2 separate regions of the Homo sapiens genome follow, and region 1 is linked to region 2. A link is a contact called in ENCODE Hi-C or POLR2A ChIA-PET data. All regions are on one chromosome and are shown on one strand. The core of a region is the stretch at or near the end of the contact, and the rest is flanking DNA. Distances in the headings are between cores, read along the strand shown.

What was found. A loop is a pair of places that touch in the nucleus more often than their neighbours do. ChIA-PET counts read pairs that join two places held with the same protein, here RNA polymerase II (POLR2A). Pooled maps may share reads with other maps.
Region 1: a map of lower lobe of right lung shows a loop between it and region 2 (7-fold over the local background). The contact joins two enhancer-like sites. A Hi-C loop is called at or near these places in 35 of 168 maps with a recorded cell type or tissue (B cell, CD14-positive monocyte, CD4-positive, alpha-beta T cell and 23 more), 31 of 37 single-sample maps with no recorded cell type and 30 of 50 pooled maps. POLR2A ChIA-PET finds 5 or more read pairs at or near these places in 27 of 52 experiments (AG04450, B cell, CD4-positive, alpha-beta T cell and 20 more).

Annotation. Positions count from the first base shown.
Region 1 is chr15:31,432,420-31,437,313 of GRCh38, forward strand. It overlaps a transcript of KLF13 not described here. Among named protein-coding and RNA genes, the nearest start is that of KLF13, 110 kb to the left of the region's middle. RefSeq lists an enhancer at 2,429-2,948. Within about 2 kb of position 3,557, at least 34 of the 41 ENCODE cell types and tissues checked have a DNase peak (open chromatin) inside an H3K27ac peak, as active enhancers do; they include CD8-positive, alpha-beta T cell, gastrocnemius medialis, heart right ventricle and 5 more, where a contact is called at or near this core.
Region 2 is chr15:31,385,884-31,390,597 of GRCh38, forward strand. It overlaps a transcript of KLF13 not described here. Among named protein-coding and RNA genes, the nearest start is that of KLF13, 61 kb to the left of the region's middle. Within about 2 kb of position 2,093, at least 21 of the 41 ENCODE cell types and tissues checked have a DNase peak (open chromatin) inside an H3K27ac peak, as active enhancers do; they include CD8-positive, alpha-beta T cell, gastrocnemius medialis, heart right ventricle and 5 more, where a contact is called at or near this core.

The DNA.
Region 1 (4,894 bases), core at 2,307-4,806, 48 kb after region 2:
TCTTGCTTTCTTTCTTGTTCTCTCTTTCTTTCCTTTTTTTTTTTTTTAAAATAAGGTCTTACTCCGTTGCCCAGGCTGGAGTGCAGTGGTGTGATCACCGCTCACTGGAGCCTCAGTCTCCTGGGCTCAAGATATCCCCCTGCCTCAGCTTCCTGAGTAGCTGGGACTATAGGCATGCACCACCACACCCAGCTAACTTTTAATTTTTTTTGTAGAGATGGGGCCTTGCTTTGTTGCCCAGGCTAGTCTTGAACTCCTGGACTCAAGCGATCCTCTTGCCTTAACTTCCCAAAGTGCTGGCATTACAGGCATGAGCCACTGCACCTGGCCTGGTCATTTCCATTTGAAGCTGGATATTGTGAATTTTACCATGCTGGATGCTGGATATTTTTGTATTATTATAAATAATCTTAGGCTGGGTGCGGTAGCTCATGCCTGTAATCCCAACACTTTGGGAGGCCGAGGCAGGCGGATAACTTGAGGCCAGGAGTTCAAGACCAGCCTGGCCAACATGGTGAAACCCCATCTCTACTAAAAATACAAAAATTAGCTGGAATGGTGGCACATGCCTGATTCCAGCGCCCACTGCACTCCAGCCTGGGCGACAGAGCGAGACTCTGCCTCAAAACAAAGCAGAAAAATAAACACATAAATAATCTTGAGCTTTTTTTCTGAGATACAATGAAGCTACTGAGAAACTGTTTGATCTTGTTGGGTCTTGCTTTTATGATTTGTTAGGTGGGCGTGGAGCAGTGCTTAGTCCAGGGCTGAGTTTAGGCTACCCACTGAGTACTGTGCCCAATGGCCAGTGAATCAGGAGTTATGCGTTCTGGCTGGTGGGAGCCCCCTGGGAGCTCCAGCTGCTGTTCTTTACTTCCATGCGGTGGCTTTTCCCTGGCCCCAGGCAGTTTCTCCACACACATGAGGTGAATAACCGAGGAGTCCCTTTGCAGATGTCCAGGGCTGTGTTTTGCCAGCTCTCTCTGTTTAGGTCCTCTGTCCTAAAAACCCTAGCCACCTTGGTCTCCCTGGGCTGTCAGCTGTGTTCCCTTCTCTCAGGGAGTCCACTCTCTTCCACCAGGGTCCCCCCCTTCCCCAGTCCCTGTGTGCTCTGCACCCTGTACATGCGATCAGGGCAGTGAGCCAGGACTGTTGAAGAACTCACCTGTTTCCCACCTCCCGTTCTACTGAAGGCTATGGGCTAGGATGCCCGTCCAGCCTGTGGGCTCAGACTATGGCACCTTTGTGGGCCCCAGGGAATGTCATCTCAAAGATACCTCTGCCCTGAGAGCCCAGCCCTGTGAGGTCTCCCTGAGCCCTTGGTCTGGAAGCAGTGGTGCCCCTGTGTGGGCTGACACTGACTGGCCACTCAGGCTCCATGCAAGGGACATCAGTCCCACGCCAGTCCCTGGCAGCCGAGGCCACAGCTGCCCCACAGCCGCTCTTGCCCCTCCTGCAAAAGGTGTGGTTTGCCTAGCTCAGGGTCTTATCTGCCCTCGCCATGTGAAGAATCTTCTGGCCCCAGACCACCAGGAGACACCACCCCTCACATTTCTTTTTTGAGCACCTGCCAGATGTAGGAAATCTTTTTAGAACTAAGAGAAGATGGAGAGAGAACAGCCAAGTCCTACCCCAGAGAGATTCCCACCTAGTGGAGGGTAAGAGGCCTGCCATCATTGCCACTGGTGGTACAATGCTGGTGCCAAGACTGTGTGCCAGGCTCGTTGCTTCGCGTCCGTTACTTCATCTCAGCAGACAACTCTCAATATCCCCATTCTACGGATGGGGAAATGAGGCTCAGAGAGGTAAGTGACTTGCTCAGGTTCACACAGCTGCACACAGCTGGACATACAGCTGCCCACACAGTAAAATGCAGGATCAGTGGCAGCAGGAGAGAGACTTGCCAGTTGGAGAGCCAGGAAGGTGCACAGAGGAGGTGGCATTGAGCTGGCTCTGGGGATGGGCAGGCCTTTTATAGAGGACTGGGAAGAAGGGCCGGGAACCAACAGTACCCCCCAAGGGAGGTTCGAATCAGGTGCTTGCCCCCAGTTGAGCCAGAGTTGGGGTGTGGAAAGGCTTGGAAAGCAGGAGAGGCTGTGGATGGAGGTGGGAGAGGCTTGGAACTGGGTCTTTGCTATCTCAGGGGCGTGGAAGGGACTTTTGAGTTTGAGAATGACGTGTCTGGAGCTCCCTGGTTCCACGGGGCTGGACCTGCTAGGGCCTGAAGCGGGTTAAGAGCAGAAATCAAAAACAGGTTTGTTTGTGAGTCAGTAGCTGGGAAAATACTGGGAAGCAGGCTTCTTGGAGCTCCCCTTCATCCTCAGCCCTGTGGATTGGGCAGCAGCCCACGCCTCCCTGCCCCAGCCACAGCCCCCCGTCAATGCCGGCGCGCAGCAGCTTTTGCTCATCCTGCCCTGGTTCCAACCCCAAGGCCATGGGGCAGCCCACTGGGCGCCTTCCTGCATGGGTGTCCCCCTTTGCTGCTGTGTCTAGACTGCAGACACAAGTGCTGGCGGGGGCCGGGGGACTGGCCAAAACTAGGGCTGAAATCATGTTCAAAACCACAGTCAAGGCGGACTTGTCAGAAATATTCCTTTCCTTGAGCCGTCGCAGCTCAGCCTCCTTGAATCACCCTGGCCACTTCCTTCCTGTGTATATCTTATGCACGCTAAGGGACGGGGCGGGTGCAACGTGTGTGTTTTTACTTCTTTTAAGTTTTGTCTATGTTTTGTCCTTTCAATGTGTTGTAGGCTGTGGGGGCGGGGCTGTTCCGAGGGGCCTTTGTCACAGTAAGGGACACTGGGGACAGCTCGGGCTTTCTCTTCAAGCTGAAAACCTTTGGTTGTGAGAATGACTAGGAGAAGGGTCTCGCTAGGGTCATGCTTAGGACCCTTCGCAGGTGGTGTGTTTAATCTCAAAACGGCCTCAAGAGGCTCTCGATCTTTTACAGGTGACAAAGAAGACAAGGAAGACAAGGAAGGTGATCCGGGAGGCTGGAGAGCTTGTCAAGGTCACAGACCCACGGTTTTCCGCCCCCTAGGGTCCAAGCTCTTTCCTGGACATCTGCAGGCAATGTCGACACGCCCTCCAGTGTCTGTGGCGGGCAAAGGATGTGTCTCCACCCCCAGACCTTCCGATCCTGTGCTGAAAGTGTCCCTCAGCCTGTTTCCTGAGAAGCCCAGGGGCTTTTGGCTTGTTACTTTTTCTTTCTCTTGAAGTAAACAGAATAAAAGAGAGTTGCTCAGACGTCTTTGGCTGTGACCCACAGGAGATGATGCAATCTCCACGGCACCCCCACATGCATGTGTATGCACAGGCGTGTACAGATATCTAAAACTGGCACCAATTTCACAAAAACACTCACCCTTATGCGAGACACATTCACCCTACACTCATCCCCCATCTCTACAGAAAATTAAAGTATACATTCATAGTTGCTGTATTCATGCATGTACAGATGTATGTACATTTATTCATGTATGTGTATAACTTATGCCATTTTCATGAAACACTCACCCTACGTGTGATACACTCCTATTTTCTAGGAATCGCCGCCCACTGAGCTTATGTCCAAACCTTAGTGGATCATAGTCTAAGTTTGGCAAACACTGAGCCGGGAGGAGTCATGTCTGCAGGGCCCCAGGAGTCCCTTAATTTGGGTCCTGATCACTCTGCTCCACCCAGTGGAGCAGGCACATGCACTTGGCCCATAAGGAAGGAAAGGAGGGCGGGGGAAAAAGGGAGGGAGGGAGGGAGGGAGGGAAGGAGGGAGCACCTCCACCATCGTAGGCAGGACCTGTGAGAGCTGAACAGGGCCAGGCAGCTAGGCACCACTCTGGGACTCTGGGGTTTCTTAGGGGATGACTTGTTTCTGGGGTCCCAGTAGGAGGAACTCAGGGTGACGCCTCCGAGGATGTGAGTGCATGTGGCAGCCGGGCCCCTCAGCCCCTCTGTGTCCTGGTATCCTCTAAATGCAGATGATGGTGAGAATCCATGCCCAGCCCGTGGCTCGGCCCATCTCTGGGAGAGCGTGTTTACCACAGCACTTGGTGTGGTAGGAGGTGAGCAGGGTGGAAGTGCTTTGCATTCACGTGGGACTTCTGGCTCTCAGTTCATCCCACCCCCAGGGCCCGGCATGAGTGAGGCAAGGGTGGGTGGGAGGGTGCAGGATGTGGGAATGCCATGTGCTGTGCACTGCTCACTTCACCCCTCGCTCGCCCCAGTTGGGGTCCCAGACCAGGAAGCTCCATTCACAGAGGTGTGGCCTGGGGCTACTGCACTGCCCAGCAGGTTGTGGGGTCCCTTTACTCTATGCTGTGTGACAATGTTACCTTCCTGGAAAGAACCCGACCAGCCCCCTTTTGCTAGTCATTACCACAGATAGGAGAGAGAACTAAATATCTAGCCAGCCATCCTCTCGGAGCTCCGGAGCTCAGGTCACCAGGCTTCAGGGACTCGCTGCCATCCTCACAGGCTTAGATCCCTGCTGCAGGGTCAGCTAGGTAACCCCTGAGGGTGGGGTGTTCAAAGTTCAGGCTGCCCCCCAGACGTGTGGAATGCCAGCCCTGACTGCCAGGGCGATCTGAGGTGGACTGACCATCCCCTGGACACTTTCATGAAGTGTGGGCACGGGCGCGACAAGTGGCCATTTATCATCCTTCCCTGCAAAGACTGGGCCAGGTTAGAGATGGACCCCAGCAGTTTCATACCCACCAAGGGCACTGGGAGCTTCCACATAGTCACTGCCAGTAGTGGCTGCTGGCTGGGGAGAGGATCTTGGAATGCTGGTCACTGGAGGCCCTCACAGGTGACTGGGAATGTGGAGGAGCAGCAGGGTGCCTCTTCTCTGCCATGCCTTATGTTGGGGTTTGCTCTGGTTCCCCTCGCAGCCACT
Region 2 (4,714 bases), core at 843-3,342:
AGTCTCAAAAGGTGAGGTAGGCTGTGCCAAGTAGTTAGCCACATTGTGAATGCAAAGGAAATGTTCTCGAAGGAACTTAAAAGTGTTAACTCCAGTGAATGCATGAATGATACGAAAGTGAAATGGGCTTATTGCTGATATGGAGAAAGTTTCAGTGGCTTGGATAGAAGATCAAACCAGCCACAACATTCCCTTTAGTCAAAGCCTAATTCAGAGCAAGGTCCCTAACTTTCTTTCAATTCTACAAAGGCTAAGAGAAGCTACAAAGCTAGAAAAGAAAAGTTGGAAGCTAGCAGAGGTTTATTCATGAGGTTTAAAGAAAGAAAGTATTAGGCTGGGCGCAGTGGCTCATGCCTGTAATCCTAGCATTTTGGGAGACCAAGGCAGGAGGATCACCTGAGGTCAGGAGTTTGAGACCAGCCTAGCTAACACGGTGAAACCCTGTTTCTACTAAAAGTACAAAAAATTAGCTGGGCGTGGTGGCGTGCACCTGTAATCCTAGCTACTTGAAAGGCTGAAGCAGGAGAATCACTTGAATCTGGGAGGCGGAGGTTGCAGTGAGCCGAGATCGTGCCATTGCACTCCACCTTGGGCAACAAGAATGAAACTCCATCTTAAAAAAAAAGAAAAGAAAAAAGAAAGAAGGCATCTCCACAACATAAAAGTGCAAGATGAAGCAGCAAGTGCTGCTATAGAAGCTGCAGCAAGTTATCCAGAAGATCTAGCCAAGATCATTGATGAAGGTGGCTTTACTACACAACAGATTTTCAATGTAAATGAAACTGACTCTATTTGAGGAAGATCCCATCTAGGACTTTCAAAGCTAGAGATAAGTCAATGGCTGGCTTTAAAGGACAGGCTGGCTCTCTTGTTAAAGGCTAACACAGTTGATGACTTTAAGTTAAAGCCAGTGCTAATTTACCATTCGGAAAATCCTGGGACCATTAAAAATACACTAAATCTACTCTGCCTATGCTCTAGAAATGGAAGAACAAAGCCTGGATGACAGCACGTCTATTTACAGCATGGTTTACTGAATATTTTTAAGCCCACTTTGAGATCTACTGCTCAGGAAAAAAGACTCCTTTCCGATGAAACTTGAATGAATGAGGAGTTGCTTCTTATGGATGAGCAAAAACAGTGGTTTCTTGAGATGGAATCTACTCCTTGTGAAGATGCTGTGAACATTGTTGAAATGACAGCAAAGGATTTAGAATATTCCATAAACTTAGTTGATAAAGCAGTGCCAGGGTTTGAGAGGACCGACTCCAATTTTGGAGGAAGTTTTACCGTGGGTAAAATGCTATCAGCATTGCACACTACAGAGAAGTCCATCACTAAAAGACTAGTCAATTGGGTGTGGCAAACTTCATTGTTGTCTTATTTGAAGAAATTGCCACAGCCACCCAAACCTCAGCAACCACCACCCTGATCAGTCTGCAACCATCAACATTGAATCAAGACCTTCCAGCAGGAAAAAGACCAAAACTTGCTGAAGGCTTAGATGATTGTTAGCATTTGTTAGCAAAAAAAGTATTTTTAAATTAAGGTATGTACATTATTTTTATAGACAGAATGCTATTGCACACTTAATAGGCTACAGTATAGTTTAAACATAACTTTTATATGCACTGGGAAACCAAAAAATGTGTGTGACTCACTTTATTGTGATATTTGCTTTATTGCAGTGGTCTGGAACCAAACCCACAATATCTTTGAGGTCTGCCTGTACGAGAACTGGGTGGTGGGAAAAGTGGGGCTTGTTTTTCCTTTCTTTGTATTCACTGTAGGTGTGAAATGTTTGACAATTTGACAGTCTGTGACATGGTTCACAGATGTGGTTCCTGCATGTTATCAGGGCTTGGCCAGGTTCAGGCAGGCCTGCAGGCTGTCCCTACAACGGGCAGATTGAAGTGTGCACAGATGTCCGTGACAGGGCTGTGACCAGCCTGTGATCAGGCTGTGACCAGGTTGCTGCCTGGACCAGGCAGAGCTTTGTCCCATAATAGGGGTGCTGCCAGGGAGTCTGGCACCTGGAGCACAGCCACTGGCTTGGACATGAGCCATCAAACAGCATGGAATAAAAATAGAACTGCTTCAGCCGGAGAGGAGACAGGCTGAGCTCCTTGCTGGGAGGCCTTTAAAACAAGAACAGGTTTCATTGATCTGAGACTAGGTAAGGATGCTGCCACGAGTCAGGAAGGAGTCGAAGTCATCTGTCCTGGTACCTGGAAGTGCCTGAACATGATGGGCCTGGGTGGTTATTATTCTTCTCATCAGCTGGCACTGTAACTTTAGGTAAGCATTAGAAACTGTTTGTTTGTTTGATTGTTTGTTTGTTTTCCCTTCATGTCTAGGGTATAGAATGCATGCTCTGTGTACAGTTGGTGACAGTTGTAAAACTGAGAAAGTGCCAGTGAAAATGATTTTAAAAATGAAACAGAAAGGCTGGGTGTGGTGGCTCACGCCTGTAATCCCAGCACTTTGGGAGGCTGAGGAGGGCAGATCACCTGAGGTCAGGAGTTCAAGACCAGCCTGACCAACATGGAGAAACCCTGTCTCTCCATGTAAAAATACAAAATTAGCCGGGTGCGGTGGTGCGTGCCTATAATCCCTCTCAGCTACTCAGGAGGCTGAGGCAGGAGAATCGCTTGAACCCAGGAGGTGGAGGTTGCGGTGAGCCAAGATTTCAGCCTGAGTGACAAGAGCGAAACTCTGTCTCAAAAAAAAAAAAAAAAAGAAAAAGAAAACCAGTAAAATATGTTTATTTTATGGAGTATTGAGTCATGATGTTCAAGGACTTTGGAAGTAATTTGATTGTTGGTTTTATTTTTAAAATTCAGGAATTCTAATCATACATACGAACAAGGTTAAAAAATCCCAAAAAAAAAAAAAAAAAAAAACTAATGATAAGAATGTCTCTTTACCCATTCCCCCCACACACACCAGTTCTACCACCTTGGGATTAAACTTTTTTTTTTTTTTTAGGGGACTAAACTTTTTATCGCTTCTGTTTTTAATTTGTTTTTGTCGTTATTCCCTTCAGTGTTAATAAAATACTTGTCCTCCTACTTTGTGATTTATGAGTATTTGACAAAATACACTGGCTTCCTAATATGAAAGATGAATACCGTTGACCATTGAACAACATGGGTTTGAACTGCGTGGGTCCACTTCCATGTAAATTTTCTCTTGCCTCTGCCACCCCTGAGACAGCAAGATCAGCTTCTCCTCTTTCTTCTCCTCCTCAGCCTACTCAACATGAAGACAATGAGAATGAACGAACACCTTTATAATGATCCACTTCTACTTAATGAATACTAAATATATTCTTTCTTATAATTATTTTCTTAATAACATTTTCTTTTCTCTAGCTTACCATATTGTAAGAATGCAGAATATATCTCACATACAAAAGATGTGTTAATTATCTGTTCATGTGATCAGCAAGGCTTCTTCTCGTCAACAGGCTATCAGTAGTTAAATTTTTGAGGAGTCAAAAGTTTTATGTGGATTCTTGACTCAATGGGGGAGGGGATCAACGGTCCCAACCCCTATGTTGTTCAAGCATCAACTGTAATTACCTCCAGTCCCCTCTACCCTCTGCACCTTCTCCCTCCTCCCCCTGTGTTTACATTAGAGGAGTGTTTTAACTCTTCTGCAGATTCTCTCTGAAACTTTACATTAGCTCTTACTCCCCTATATTTACTACCATACCTTTGGTCTGCATCTTGACTCCCCTTCATGGAAGGTGGGAGTAGGATGGCCTCTGCTATCCACTCTCTCTAGGTCCCACAACACCATCCTCCTCAGCCTTTACTTTTGCAGCTTAGTCTATAGTAAAAGTGGAGCCCAGTGGATTCGAACTGCAACAGTGGGAGCCTCTACACCCCTAGGCAGTTGGGCATGTCACTGTTACATGTTACTCACTGCACAGCTAACCGCTGGGCCAGGGGCACATTTCTTTCTCTATGGGCCTAAAGTCATCAACACCACCACCACCGTCTCCAACCACACAAGGAAGATATTCTTAGCATCCAGAGCAAATGGGGCGAACTCATTTTGCCTTCCCTCAGGAACTGAAAATCCTATCCTATGTTAGTTTGCTTTACAGTGGAAGTTGAATTTTGTTATATACATTTTCCCTATAGCTTTTATTTGCCTTGCTTCCTTTTTATTAACAGAATAATATTAATAACAGAATAATAATGTGCCTTTGATGTGGCCTCAGTTTTGCCACCCTTTTATTCTCAAGACCTCCCCTGCCCTCTCCTACCCCATGGATCCGCACCCCCACTCCTTGTCCCTGAGTGGGAGCACAGCCCCGGACTCCCTTTACCACCCTCTGGTGGATCACTCAAGAGTCAATCCCAGGTCTTTCTCTTAGCTTTCTTTCTCACTTTGCTGGAATACATCCTCAAGTAACTATCCAAGAAAGGATGCATGGGACGATGGGTTTCTGCTTTTTTGAGTCCTTGGAGGTCTAACAGTATCTTTTTTCTACCCCATGCTTGATTCATAATTTGGCCTAGTATAGAAAACAAGGTTCAAAATTACTTGCCAATCATCTTCTTACAACCATTGCTACTGATGGGGATCTGATGCACTGCAGTTCTCAGCCTTTGCCGTGAACATTTTATTTTTACCATCTTCGAAATCTGTCAACCAATCTTACTCCCTGTTGCTCTGCACTTTTGTTCAGATATTTTTAGAG